2 separate regions of the Homo sapiens genome follow, and region 1 is linked to region 2. Evidence: read pairs that join two places in POLR2A ChIA-PET (ENCODE). Cell type or tissue: PC-9. All regions are shown on one strand. Each heading gives the region's core, and the rest is flanking DNA. Links, peaks and the distances in the headings are about the cores only.

Region 1 (6,427 bases), core at 1,638-5,637, 120 kb before region 2:
ACACGGGGAAAACCTGTCTCTACTAAAAATACAGTAACTGTTGTATTACTGGGCCAGGCATGATGGTGCATGCCTGTGGTCCCAGCTACTTGGGAGGCTGAGGTGGGAGGAGTGCTTGAACCAGGTTGATGGAGGCTGCAGTGAGCTGAGATCACGCCACAGCACTCCAGCCTGAGTGACAGAGCGAGACCCCATCTCAAAAAACAAACAAACAAATAAAACAACATGCAAAACTCCCTTCCTCTCCAGGAAAGAGGCCTAAAGGAGAAACAGGCACACACACATCTTGATATATTTAAAGTACGAGAGACATTATAGACACAAAACAGGTTTCTATGAAAAAAGGAGCAATTAAACAACTAGAAATGTCTAGGAATTTAAAATGACTGCAGAACAAAAATTTTCAGAAAATCTCATGCAACAGAGAAGAGATAAAAACACTAAAATATGAATGGAGGCCTGGCTAGGTGCCTCATGCTTGTAATCCAGTACTTTGGGAGGCAGAAGCAGATGGACTGCTTGAGCCCAGGAGTTTGAGACCAGTCTGAGCTGAGACCCGTGTCTCTACAAAAAAATAAAAGTAGGTAGGCATGGTGGAGCACACCTATAGTCCCAGCTACTTCAGAGGCTGAAGTGGGAGGATCACTTCAGCCCAGGAGTTGGAGGTTACAGTGAGCTATGATCACACCAGTGCACTCCAGCCTGGGTGACAAAGTGGAGACTCTGTCTCTAAAATAATTTAAAAAAAAAAAAAAAAAAAAAGGATGAATAGACACGGAGGATAGATCCATATGGCCAACAATCTAACAGGAGTTCAAGAACATGAGAACAAGAGACAATACAGTAGACAACCGATACAAACTTTTAATGTGCTAAGGCATGTCTTTAGATTGGATGGGCGCATCAGATGCTGAGACATTCAACCTGATGGATCTTTTGAATACCAAAGATAAGGAAATCTTGTAAGCTTCTACAGATAATCAATACTCACAATGGTCTTTAAAAGTTCAGAGGCAAGGCCGGGCATGGTGCCTGTAATCCCAGCACTTTGAGAGGCCGAGGCGGGTGTATCACCTGAGGTCAGGAGTTCGAGAACAGCCTGACCAACATGGCAAAACCCCGTCTCTACTAAAAATACAAAAAATTAGCAGGGCATGGTGGCAGGGGCCTGTAATCCCCAGCTACTCGGGAGGCTGAGGCAGGAGAATCGCTTGAACCCGGGAGACGGAGGTTGCAGTGAGCTGACATCGCGCCATCGTACTCCAGCTTGAGGAACAGAGCAAGACTCCATCTCAAAAAAATAAAATATTAAACTAATTCTAGAACTAAGTCTCAGAGAGTCTATTTGACCTACAAGATTTGAAAGATAAACATTTTCCTTCAGCAGACCTTCAATGATAATTAGCATCCATAAAAGCAAAACACACAAGAGGAAATAGAAAAGTATTATATCCCAGGTATTATTAGAATCTGCAGTGTAACTTACTTTGCACCCTGTACTAGACAAGATATTTGCAGTCACAAGCATATTTGCAGATCGGCAAACAGAGCTGTTTAAGTACTGGAACCTCAGAGTTGGAGGAAAGATAGAAAAGGGAAAGGAAGACAGCTAGAAAGGATGCATCAAGACCAAGGAATTTCCCAGATATCCTTCCGGAACAATTCTTATTGTCACTTTGGATGCATCATAACTTCTTTTTTTTTTTTGAGATGGAGTCTTGCTGTGTTGCCCAGGCTGTAGTACAGTGGTACGATCTCAGCTAGCTGCAACCTCCACCTCCCTGGTTCAAGCAATTCTCCTGCCTCAGCCTCCCGAATAGCTGGGATTACAGGCACACACCACCAACACCCGGCTAATTTTTACATTTTTCATAAAGATGGGGTTTTTGCCATGCTGCCCAGGCTGGTCTCGAACTCCTAACCTCAAGTGATTCCCCCCACCTCCTTGGCCTCCCAAAGTGCTGGGATTACAGGCATGAGCCACGGTACCCGGGCAGCATCGTAACTTCTAAGCACTTATTTTCATGGACTTGCCAAGAGCTCAAGAGCAGCCTGGGCAACACAGTGAGACCCTGTCTCTACAATAAATAAAATAAATATTTTCCTTTCTGCACAACTCTCCACAATCCAACAGTGGTCTCTAACTTTTGGACAGGAGAATCACATCACTGAGAGACTTAGAATAGGCTTCTAAGCATTTAGTAAAACGAGCCTCCTCACAGGTGTCCGCCTGTGTTGTCAATATGTGGCTGTTGTCTACCCGGAGCCTATGTCAGAATCAGCAGATGCTCAGGCCCCACTTGGAGATATTAAAATCCAGAAGATCTGAATGGGACCCACGCATTTTTTTATATACTGGAAGGAGAAAAAAATTGTTATAAGGACATTCAAATTGGATGGTACCAATTTTGTTTAGCCTTCTTTCCCCTGGGCACTGTTGCCCACATACCTGACACTGAATTCTTGCTAAGTATTAATATATGATTCAAGTGTTGCTTTGAGGCCACATAGATACAGAGGACAGCTAAGGTTTTCACTTGAGGTCTCACTCCCTCCGTGGGAAGGCTGATTTTCTCCCATTCTAAGAATAACAATAAATAAAAAGTATCTTAGCTGCTTTCCGTGGAAGTCCAAACAGGTTTACTATGAGGCTAAACGCCCAGGCACACTGTCCTTCAAATTTCTAATTATCTACTGAAGTATAACCACCACTTAAGTGGCTATCAAAGCCCTATAAACTCTAATTAGTGGCCGGGCGTGGTGGCTCACACCTGTAATCCCAGCACTCTGGGAGGCCAAGGCGGGTGTATCACCTGAGGTCAGGAGTTCGAGAGGAGCCTGACCAACATGGTGAAACCCTGTCTCTACTAAATACAAAAAAATTAGCCGGGCATGGTGGCGCATGCCTGTAGTCCCAGCTACTTGGGAGGCTGAGGCAGGAGAATTGCTTGAACCCGGGAGGCACAGGTTGCAGTGAGCCAAGATTGCGCCACTGCACTCCAGCCTGGGCAACAAGAGCAAAACTGTCTAAAAAAAAAAAAAACCAGAAAAACTGTAATTAGTCACCAGTGACTCCTGACAGCAAATACAGACGCTGTATCTCCCTTCCTAACTCCAAGAAGCCAGAACACAATTACCTCACTTTTCTTTTAGTAAACATCATAGAAACCTCATTTTACTCTAAGTTGTGACTTAGAGTGACTACATGGATACACTCCCATTACAACCTCAGTCTCAAGTTTCCTCTCACTGAACTTTCATTAATATGCAAATTTCTTCCCTTTTTTTTTTCTTTGAGAGTAGCTGGGATTACAGGTGCGTGCCACCACGCCCAGCTCATTTTGTATTTTTAGTAGAAATGGGGTTTCTCCATGTTGGTCAGGCTGGTCTCGAACTCCCGACCTCAGGTGATCCGCCTGCCTTGGCCTCCCAAAGTGCTGGGATTACAGGCTTGAGCCACTGTGCCCGGCCCTGGAATTTCTTCCCTTTCTTAAAAGCTGCTTTTGGCGGGGCGTGATGGCTCATGCCTGTAATCTCAGCACTTTTGGATGGCTGAGGCGGGAGGATTGCTTGAGCCCAGGATTTCGAGACCAGCCTGGGCAACACGGCAAAACCCGTCTCGACAAAATATACAATTTTTTAAAGCTGCTTTTTTCGGGGGTCAATGTTCTTTCTCAGGGGTCTCTTGAACTGCCTTAGGCCCCAAGCTCAAAGATCCTTTTTTTTTTTTTTTTTTTGAGACAGAGTATTGCTCCTACTGTCGCCCAGGCTGGAGTGCAATGGCGCAATCTCGGCTCACTGATACCTCCGCCTCCTGGGTTCAAGTGATTCTCCTGCCTCAGTTTCCGAAGCAGCTGGGATGTACAGGTGTGCACCACCACACTTGGCTATTTTTTTTCTAATGTAAGTAGAGACAGGGTTTCACCATGTTGCCCAGGCTGGTCTTGAATGCCTCAGTTCAAGTGATCCGCACCTCGGCCTCCCAAAGTGCTGGGATTACAGGCGTGAACCACTGTGCCCGGCCAGACCAAAGGTCTTAAGGCTCTTCCAGAATCCTCTCCAGAGCTTCTCAAGCTTTCCAGGAATAAGTACCTTTGGGGAAAGGAGGGGCAGAGCTCATAAATACTCCCTAATCTTTTTGGAAGAATCCCCTGAGGCACTTGTTAAATATGCACTCCACCGGGCTTCTCCACAGGAAACTGATCAAGCAGAGGGCTGAAAGGCCAGAAATCTGCATTTTAACAACTGTCCCAAATGATTCTGCCTCTACCCCTTTTCCTAAGATGCTTGCCACAGCTCCTGCATGCGAGCGCCACCTTCTTCCAGGCATTGTGTGTGTGGTCTTCTCTGCCTGCCCCCACCACCCCGCAAACTGTCCCCTTCCAAAACACCCTCCTTTTTCACCTATTAGAAGCAAAGCATTTCTTGACAAATTCAGCCACACTGATTTCTTTCTTCTCAACTCCCACTGCAATTAGTCATGTCACCTTTTACATGTACTATTCAATAAAGCTTGTGGATAAATTGCTATCAATTGATCTTATTCATTTGTTCTAGGTAAAGTCTAGTGTTGAGACAGCAAGCAAGGTTAAATGATTTACAAATGTTAAGTGTGTGGAATGTGAATCTGGAGCCATGGTTATTAACCCCAAAGAACCCCAGTTCACCATGTTTAAACTGTTGCCATTGAATGCTAACAGAAAAATCATACATTAGTTTTCCCACAAGGAAAGCAATTTATTCCATAGCAGCTTGATAATGACAAGCTTTCCCGTTTCTTCTCTCTCATAAGCAGTTTACTCACATAGTTAAAGGACATATTAAATAAAGCTGCCTTCTCAAATGAGCTGGTGGCATTTGCCTATAAATTGTACCATGAAAAAAAGCAAATGTTCTAATGGTAGAGAACAGTAGTTCAGCCAGCTCTTCATTCTCTGAGGAGGAGGGATGTGGAGGATAGCATTTATAAATCCACAGATGACTTCCAACTGCGTTTCATCCAGTACAGTAACTGTGGCAACTGCTACTTCTTAGGGGGGCTGCTATCCTTGAGAAAAGAAAGCCAAACACCGAGATCATCCCTAGGGTCACCTTTTAATTCTAACAACCTGGAATCTGATAACTCCAAAGGGACTGTACTTATCTTCCCAATAACTACCAATTGCCAAGGGGCATAAGTTATGCAGGAACTGATTAGCAAATGTGGACAGCTGTCGGGACTCACTACTCCCCACCACAAGGCTCAGGAGTGGAGAGGAGCTTTTGGCCCCTTCAATGTCTCTCTCACATATGGGTGCCAGATGTCCAAATTTGAGGGCATAGAAGAACAATCTGGAGTTATTCTTTTTGTCATTTCATTTGGTTATGTGGAATCCAGGGCCCATCATGAATGACTCAGACTTAATAGGTCTACAGTAGGATCCAAGAATCTGCATTTTAAAAAAGCACTTCATAGGCTGGGCGCAGTGGCTCACACCTGTAATCCCAGCACTTTGGAAGGCCAAAGCAGGTGGATCACCAGAGCTGGGGAGTTTGAGACGAGCCCGGGCAACACGTTGAAATCCTGTCTCTACTAAATACAAAAATTAGCCCGGCACAGTGGCGTGTGCCTGTAGTCACAGCTGCTCAGGAGGCTGAGACAGGAGAACTGCTTGAGCCTGGGAGGTGGAGGTTGCAGTGAGCAGAGGTGGCGCCACTACACTCCATCCTGGGCAACAGTGCGAGAGAACCTTGTCTCAAAAAAAATAAAAATAAAAATTAAAATTAAAAAGCACTTAGTGCTGGGTCTGAGGCTCTTTGGAAAACAATGTCCATTTTTGCAAAGTGCCTCTTCTCTCACCCTTCCTCATCTGTGTGTGTCTCATGCCTTTCTGCATTTACTCCTGCTTTTTCCAAACAAAACGCTTTATAGTAATCTCTTCCAATCCTAACCATGCTTCAAGAGCCAGCTGAAATGCCACCCATTTCTAGAAGCCCAAAAGGGACTTCCTGCTTTCCTGCACCCTTGTGCCATTTCCAAGTCAAGAGAATAAAAGGTGTTTCATTTCATTAAACAGCCATTTCATTGTGCAAATCTCATCTCTTACTGGGCAGTAAACTCCTTAGGGACTGACTAAAGCTCATGTTTTTAACTCCCATAATAAAGCACCTACATTGTGTGAGACATTCTGTAAAGATCTGGAATGAGTGAACAAGCAATGAATGAATCAATGCAGGCATGTTTCTTCCAACAAGCTGCTGAAGCTAAAAATGCATGAACAGGAAAATTGTCTAGACTTTATAGTAACTGCCTACAAAAGTTTAAGTACCATAAAGTCCTTCAATTTCCTTATCTGTAAAACTAGGGGGTTTCAGGGGATTTCTTAAAAGAAGTTCATTAAACACTTTCTTGGGTCAAAAGCCCAACATTCCAATCTGACCTGATATT
Region 2 (6,427 bases), core at 871-4,870:
AGCCACTGCACCTGGCCTGGGCTATGCCTTTTAAGACCCAGATATAAGTCTATTTGGTTTTGCAAAACCACTGCATTATTAAATTTTCTAGTCCCAGTCCCCTCCCAATGCCATTTAGGCCAGAGTCAGGGGACCCAGTCAGAACAAGCACTTGATGAACCTTTAGCAAGTTTCTGCTGTTATACCACAAAGCTGTTGAGGACACAGAGGACCCAAGAAATTGCACCCCTTTCCCTTCTAGTCCTGTTGTTCAACATAACATATTGGACAATCTGCAAGGAGATGCCAAGATCTAATAATAAAATGCCAACAACATAGAGATATGCCAAAGTTTGATGTAGAATCTCTCCCATTATCAAATTCCCAGGGAGAGATTAAAATTCAATAATTAAATCTTAATATTTCAAGCCCAGATATGTTAAAGTCCAAAAGACGAAAATTAGAGCTAAATATCTTTTGCCCTTGAGTTGAATATTCTTAAATTAAAGCCCCCAAATTACTGCCTCCAGTTTCAAATTCTGCTGAGTCACGGGAACTTCCAACCCACCTAAACACACACATTAAGTACAATTGCAGCAAATTGTGCCACTTCTGATGACACCTCCCTCATGTCCACCAGCCATAGCTGAAGGCCAAGTGGTCTGCACCTTTCCCTAGTGGTTCGTTTGCTTTTGCCAAAACTGCATGTCTTTGTGCAAGGCCAAAGTGGTGGGTGCCTTTGCTTGAAACCACCATGCATGCAGCTTTCCCTCCATGGAACTAGTCTCTTGGCTAAGGAAAAGCCATCTTAATTTGGAGGAATGGGGATAAACTTTCCCTATTAACACAGATCAGTGGGCTTCAATACCTATGGTGGCCTCTGAGGCCCACAGATTCTAAGATTACATCCACAGAGATTCTGATTAAGAAGGTTTGGCATGCGGCCTGGATATTGGTAGTTTAACACGTGCCTCAGGTGATTCTCATGAAAGTCTGGTCGACTGCATTTGATTGCAGACTTCTTGAATGTATCCCCAGTTAACAGCACAGCGTTTATCTAGCACTTGTGAGAGGCTGAATATTTGTGTACTGAATAAATCACTGTGAATTCACAAGGCGAGAAGGGATGGCAGAGAACCTGAGGCAGGATTTCATACTGTTCTTAACTGTACTGATAGCTCTTCTGTAGCTTTGTCAAGGATAAGAGATTCTTCCCTTTCTGAAAATGTATTTGTTCTTGGGTTTTATATTTTAATTGATGTGGAACTGGGAAAGAGGAAGGGAGGAGAACATTATAAAATCAGTTCTTCCTAAAATTACTGGGACCCTAGGATCCAAAGTTACGTCAAGCTACTTGTCAATGAATGTCGCTCTCTATAGTGTCTGGTGCCAGATAGAATCTACATTGGATGCTGAACATAATATATTTAATAATTTTCTGATAGTCATAGAGTTTTCTCTACAATGCTTTATAATTCATAATTTTATATAGCTACTTTTTCATCTTTATTTTAGAGACAGTGTCTCACTCTGTTGCCCAGGCTGGAGTGCAGTGGTGCGATCATAGCTCACTATAACCTTGAACTGCTGAGCTCAAGTGATCTTCCTGCCTCAGCCTCCTGAGTAGCTGGAACTACAGGGCTATGCCACAATGCCTGGCTAATTAAATTTATTTACTTATTTTTTGTAGAGACATGGTTTTTCTATTTTGCCCAGGCTGGTCTTGAACTCTTAGCCTCAAGTGATCTTCCCACCTTGCTCTCCCAAAGTGTTAGGATTATAAGCATGAGCCACCGCACCTGGCCTATATAGCTACTTGTGATTTGAGCTCCACTTTGACTCCCAATTGTAGACCTGACCGTACTCACTTACATCTTGATTTTTGAAAACGTAGGTGCAAAATTCTTGCTCCCTGCAAGTTCCTTGAATCTTCTTATGCTTACTCTTTCTTGCCGAATGTCTCCTACACATCTCTAAAATAGATAGCTAAATCTCCGCAGCCAATTTGATTCTCCAAGAAATCACGAAAAATCCTTTGATTAAGGAACTTAGCCAATAGCACTCTGTATAGAATGAATTTTTAAACTTTTACCAGTCCCTACTGTATTTTTTGGAAAGCCACAGATTTTGCTTAACTTGGCTTAGTAATGAGTCATCAAGCATAGGCTAAGGCATGATTTCCTACTGTTAGGAAAGCTGTCACTAGACTTAATGAAGATAAGAAGTAGTTATGCAGCAAAAAAGTGGCTCTGGGGTGCCTTGGCCCTTTGGTGTTGTAGAGGTTAATTAAGTAATCCTATTGCACATGAGAGTGTGTGTGCCACCAGCAGCCATCTCAGATCAGGTGAGGCTCCTGAGCCACCTAGGCACCAATTAACATGCTTGAATACTTGCAGGTGAGGCTGGCTGTCTCCACTGTTACGTGAGCCACTGTGCAATCAATCACTCGGCTCTTTTTATTTCTGAATTTACCATTGTGAAGGGAAAACCCACAATTGGAAGACATTTATATACTGTATTCTTCTGAGTGTATTCTAAATCCTTCTTCTACTTGTGAAGCAAAAACCTAGCTCTAAAAATAACTCTGTGTGCTGACAGTGTCACATTATGACACATTCCCTATCCTCTTAGTTCCAGAGTAAACAGATGCGTATCTTGTACCTTGGCCAATCAGAGAATTAGGTCTCAGCCACTACATTCATCTGCTATCTCGGCTGGTCTCCTGCAAATCTATGCAAACCACAACCCAGGGATAGTTCATTTTCATCAAAAAATTTCTTATCTCCCATCTGTGTTACCAGTTTATTTGTCCAGAAACAATTTCACTCAATCCCTTCACCAGTGGTTCTCAAACAAGCATGCATCTGACTCACCTGCAGGGTTTGTGAAAATGAAAGCTGGCCAGGCACTCCCTGAGTTTCTGATTCAGTAGGTTTGGGTTTGATTCTGAGAATTTGTATTTCTCCCAAGTATCCTGATGCTGTTGCTGGTCCAGGGACAACACTTTGAGAAGCACTGCCCTAAACCAATTTTATTGATTCTGATTAACTTCTAGACTGTGATAAATTTAAAATACCATTAGGTGAAGTTAAATAACATCAGGTGGAGATGATGTTTAATTAGACTAAGTAAATTAAATAAATTAGATCAATTTAAAATGCTATCAGATAAATTTAAATACCACTGGGTAAATTTAAAATACTACCAGTCAGAGATGATATACCCACAGGTCCTGTGAAAAGGGACAAAAAATCAGGAGTGAATGAGACCTTTGAGAACCTCTTGCTCCCATGAATTCTTCAACAATATATGGAAAGAGGTTGAGGCAGTGAATTGTACATGTTTGTGTGTTGATACAAGTGTACAGAACATAGTAATATTATGGGGCATTATTACATCAGGTTGGGGGCTAAATTTTGGGTCAAAATATAGCCCTTACAGCCTGATATGGTTTGGGTTCAATATGCTGATAATGCAGGGGTTAGTTCTCTCTCTTAATTCCAAAAATGTTTACTGAGGGTCTGTTATGTACACGGAACTGAATCAAACATAGCTGGGTAAATTGGATGAAAAGACATGGTTCTAAGAGCTTGCATTCCAGTGTGTTAGATTAGTCAGAACTGTGATACCGAGCATAGTGTAAGTGCAATAAGAGAAGCATTATTTTGATGTTCAAAGGACGAAAGGATTGTCTGATGCCGGAGTTGCAGAATGGAGAATGAGAAAATGTGTAATAGAATTGTTTTTTTTTTTGAGGTGACAGAAGTCCCTAAGACAGGGATTGTGAATTGGTTGTGTATCTGAGGGCACTAGTTATTATGGTTTGAATGTTTGTCTCCTCTTAAGACCATATGTTTGAAACTTAATCCCAAATGCAGCAGTGTTGAGAGGTGGGGCCTGATGGGGTGTTTAGGCCATAAGGACACTGCCTTCTTGAATGGAGTAATGCTGAATTAAAAAGAGCTTTTGGGGCTGGGCGTGGTGGCTCACGCCTATAATCCCAGCACTTTGGGAGGCCGAGGCGGGCGAATCACGAGGTCAGGAGATTGAGACCATCCTGGCTAACACGGGGAAACCCCATCTCTACTAAAAATACAAAAAATTAGCCGGGCGTGGTAGCGGGCGCCTATGGTCCCAGCTACTCACGAGGCTGAGGCAGGAGAGTGGCGGGAACCCGGGAGGCGGAGCTTCCAGTGAGCTGAGATGGCGCCACTGCACTCCAGCCTGGGCGACAGAGCAAGACTCCGTCTCAAAAAAAAAAAAAAAAGAGCTTCTGGGAATGGGTTCCCTGCTTCAGCCTTCTGCCGTGTGAGGACACTGCAGGATGCAGTGTTCAAGGCACTCTCTTGGATGCAGACACTGGGCCTTCACCAGACACCAAACCTGCTGCTACCTTGATCTTGGATTTCCCAGCCTTCAGAACTGTGAGGAATAAACTCCTGTTTATTATTAATTACCCAGTTTGTGGTATTCTGTTTTAGTAGCACAAAATGGGCTAAGACAGTCTGAGTGGGCAGTTGGTGATTGAGTGTGGGTGTATGTTTGAAGGTTGAGTGTGAATTAGGGGGAAAGTGTGAGGGTCTTCATCAAAAGAATAGGGCATTTTGAAGAGAAAAGCAAGAATGGAAAGGTACGATAGGGTCAGATATGAAAGGCCTTAAATATCAGCTTGAGGAATTTATTTTCAAGGGCTTTGGGGGACTCATTGATGTTTTTTGAATAGGAGAAACAATCAGGTAAACAGGAAAGATGAATTATGGCAGGGTGACTCTAACAGGTTATGGTCAATGAGCATTTGCTAATGTGCTAGGCTCTGTGCTACATACTTCATACAGAATATCTCATTTAATCTTCACTACATCTCTGACAGATAAGTACATTATTGTTCCCATTTTACAGATTAGGAAACAGGGAGCATAGAAACCTAAAGGAAGTTACCAATGACCTGTAACTAGTAAATGGTGGGTAGAGAAATAGTGAGAGCCTAAGTAAGGATGTTGATGGTATGAGTACACAGCAGGGGACATGCTCTGGGGACATAACAGTATTGCAAAGATAGTATCCACGGGCTAGGCAATGACCAATTTTTTTTTTTTTTTTTTTTTGAGATGGAGTCTTGCTCTGTTCCCCAGGCTGGAGTGCAGGGGCACGATCTCAGCTCACTGCAACCTCCGCCTCCTGGGTTCAAGCGATTTTCCTGCCTCAGCCTCCGGAGTAGCTGGGATTTCAGGTGTGTGCCATCACGTCCGGCTAATTTTTGTATTTTTAGTAGAGATGAGGTTTCACCATGTTGTTCAGGCTGATCTCGAACTCCTGACCTTGTGATCCGCCTGCCTTGGCCTCCCAAAGTGTTGGGATTGCAGGCGTGAGCCACTGCGCCCAGCCTTGGCGATGACCAATTGTGAGGGGAAAGGGAGAGAGACAAGTTACAGTGGACTCAGAAATTTTGAGGCTGGATGATTTTGGAAAATGTGTCACGATTAATATTTTTTCCAGTCTTGATAATATTAACAATATTAAGAGGCTTTATTGTTTTTGAAAAGAAAAGGAGAATACAAGAAAAGGAGAGAGATATGCGATTGAAAAGGATGTGAGGAGAATAAGAGTTATTAGGTAAAGGGAGGCCATGCTGCCAGCACATTGCTAAGTGTGGGTGTAGGGGGCACAAATGTAGCATCCACTTTGATTTTATTTTCAGAACCATCTGTGCTTCAAGATTTCCTCATATCTCTGCCTGTGCACTCTATGAAGTATAATTTCAAGTGTCTACAAGTTCTTTGCTTCTCCTTTCACTAGGAGACACAGCCTACTTCCCCATTCTTTGGATTTGTGCTGTCCTTGACCAATACATAATGTGGTGGAAGCAATGTTGTACAAGTTCTAAGCCTGCTCCTTGAAAGGTGTGGCGTGTTCCCACTTGCTGCCTTGAAGTGTGGACCTCATGTAAGAAAGCTCAGGCTAGGCTGCTGAAGGAGAACCTGAGGAGTAGAGACAAGCCAGGCTCAGCTGAGTCTCCTGACATGTGAGTGAGGCCATCCCAGACCACTAATCTTCATCTGAGCCAGGCCAAAACAAAAAAAACCACCCAAATTGCTCAGAATCATGAACAAATAAATGATTAGTATTTCAGGCCACCACATTTTGGGGTGGTTTGCTATGTAGCAAAAGCCAACTGATTCACCATGTCACTTGATGGACCTCTGGTCAATATCATCAACTGTGGCTTTCCCAGTCTTATAACAGATCCAAAGAAGTTATTCTGCCATTCCACTGCAAACACTTTGCTTTCCAGTCCTGAAGGGCTTAAATTCATTTCTTCTTATTTTAACAACAGAACAAAATAGCAAGTCTAACTTAGTTTGTCAACTCAATGATTGATCCAGGAAAATTTTTTTTTCCTGAGTTCAATGTTCAGATATCTCTATCACTAACTTATTTTGATAAGAAA

Evidence for each region. Peaks named below come from ENCODE experiments on the same cell type or tissue, not always from the same donor. Only the 100,000 strongest peaks of a DNase experiment are listed, where the experiment ranks them.
Region 1: POLR2A ChIA-PET joins it to region 2 with 7 read pairs; 3 of 35 experiments call an interaction of 5 or more read pairs at or near these places.

What each region holds. Positions count from the first base shown.
Region 1 is chr4:139,018,381-139,024,807 of GRCh38, reverse strand. All of the region lies in intron 1 of NOCT (nocturnin), which reads right to left. Among named protein-coding and RNA genes, the nearest start is that of NOCT, 5.8 kb to the right of the region's middle. In PC-9, for the core only: no CTCF peak of the experiment used is centred there; no DNase peak of the experiment used is centred there.
Region 2 is chr4:138,894,302-138,900,728 of GRCh38, reverse strand. All of the region lies in intron 2 of LOC105377448 (a long non-coding RNA gene), which reads left to right. Among named protein-coding and RNA genes, the nearest start is that of NOCT, 120 kb to the left of the region's middle. RefSeq lists a silencer at 585-774. In PC-9, for the core only: no CTCF peak of the experiment used is centred there; DNase peaks (open chromatin) are centred at 2,338 and 2,698; H3K4me3 peaks cover 680 bases; H3K27ac peaks cover 1,889 bases.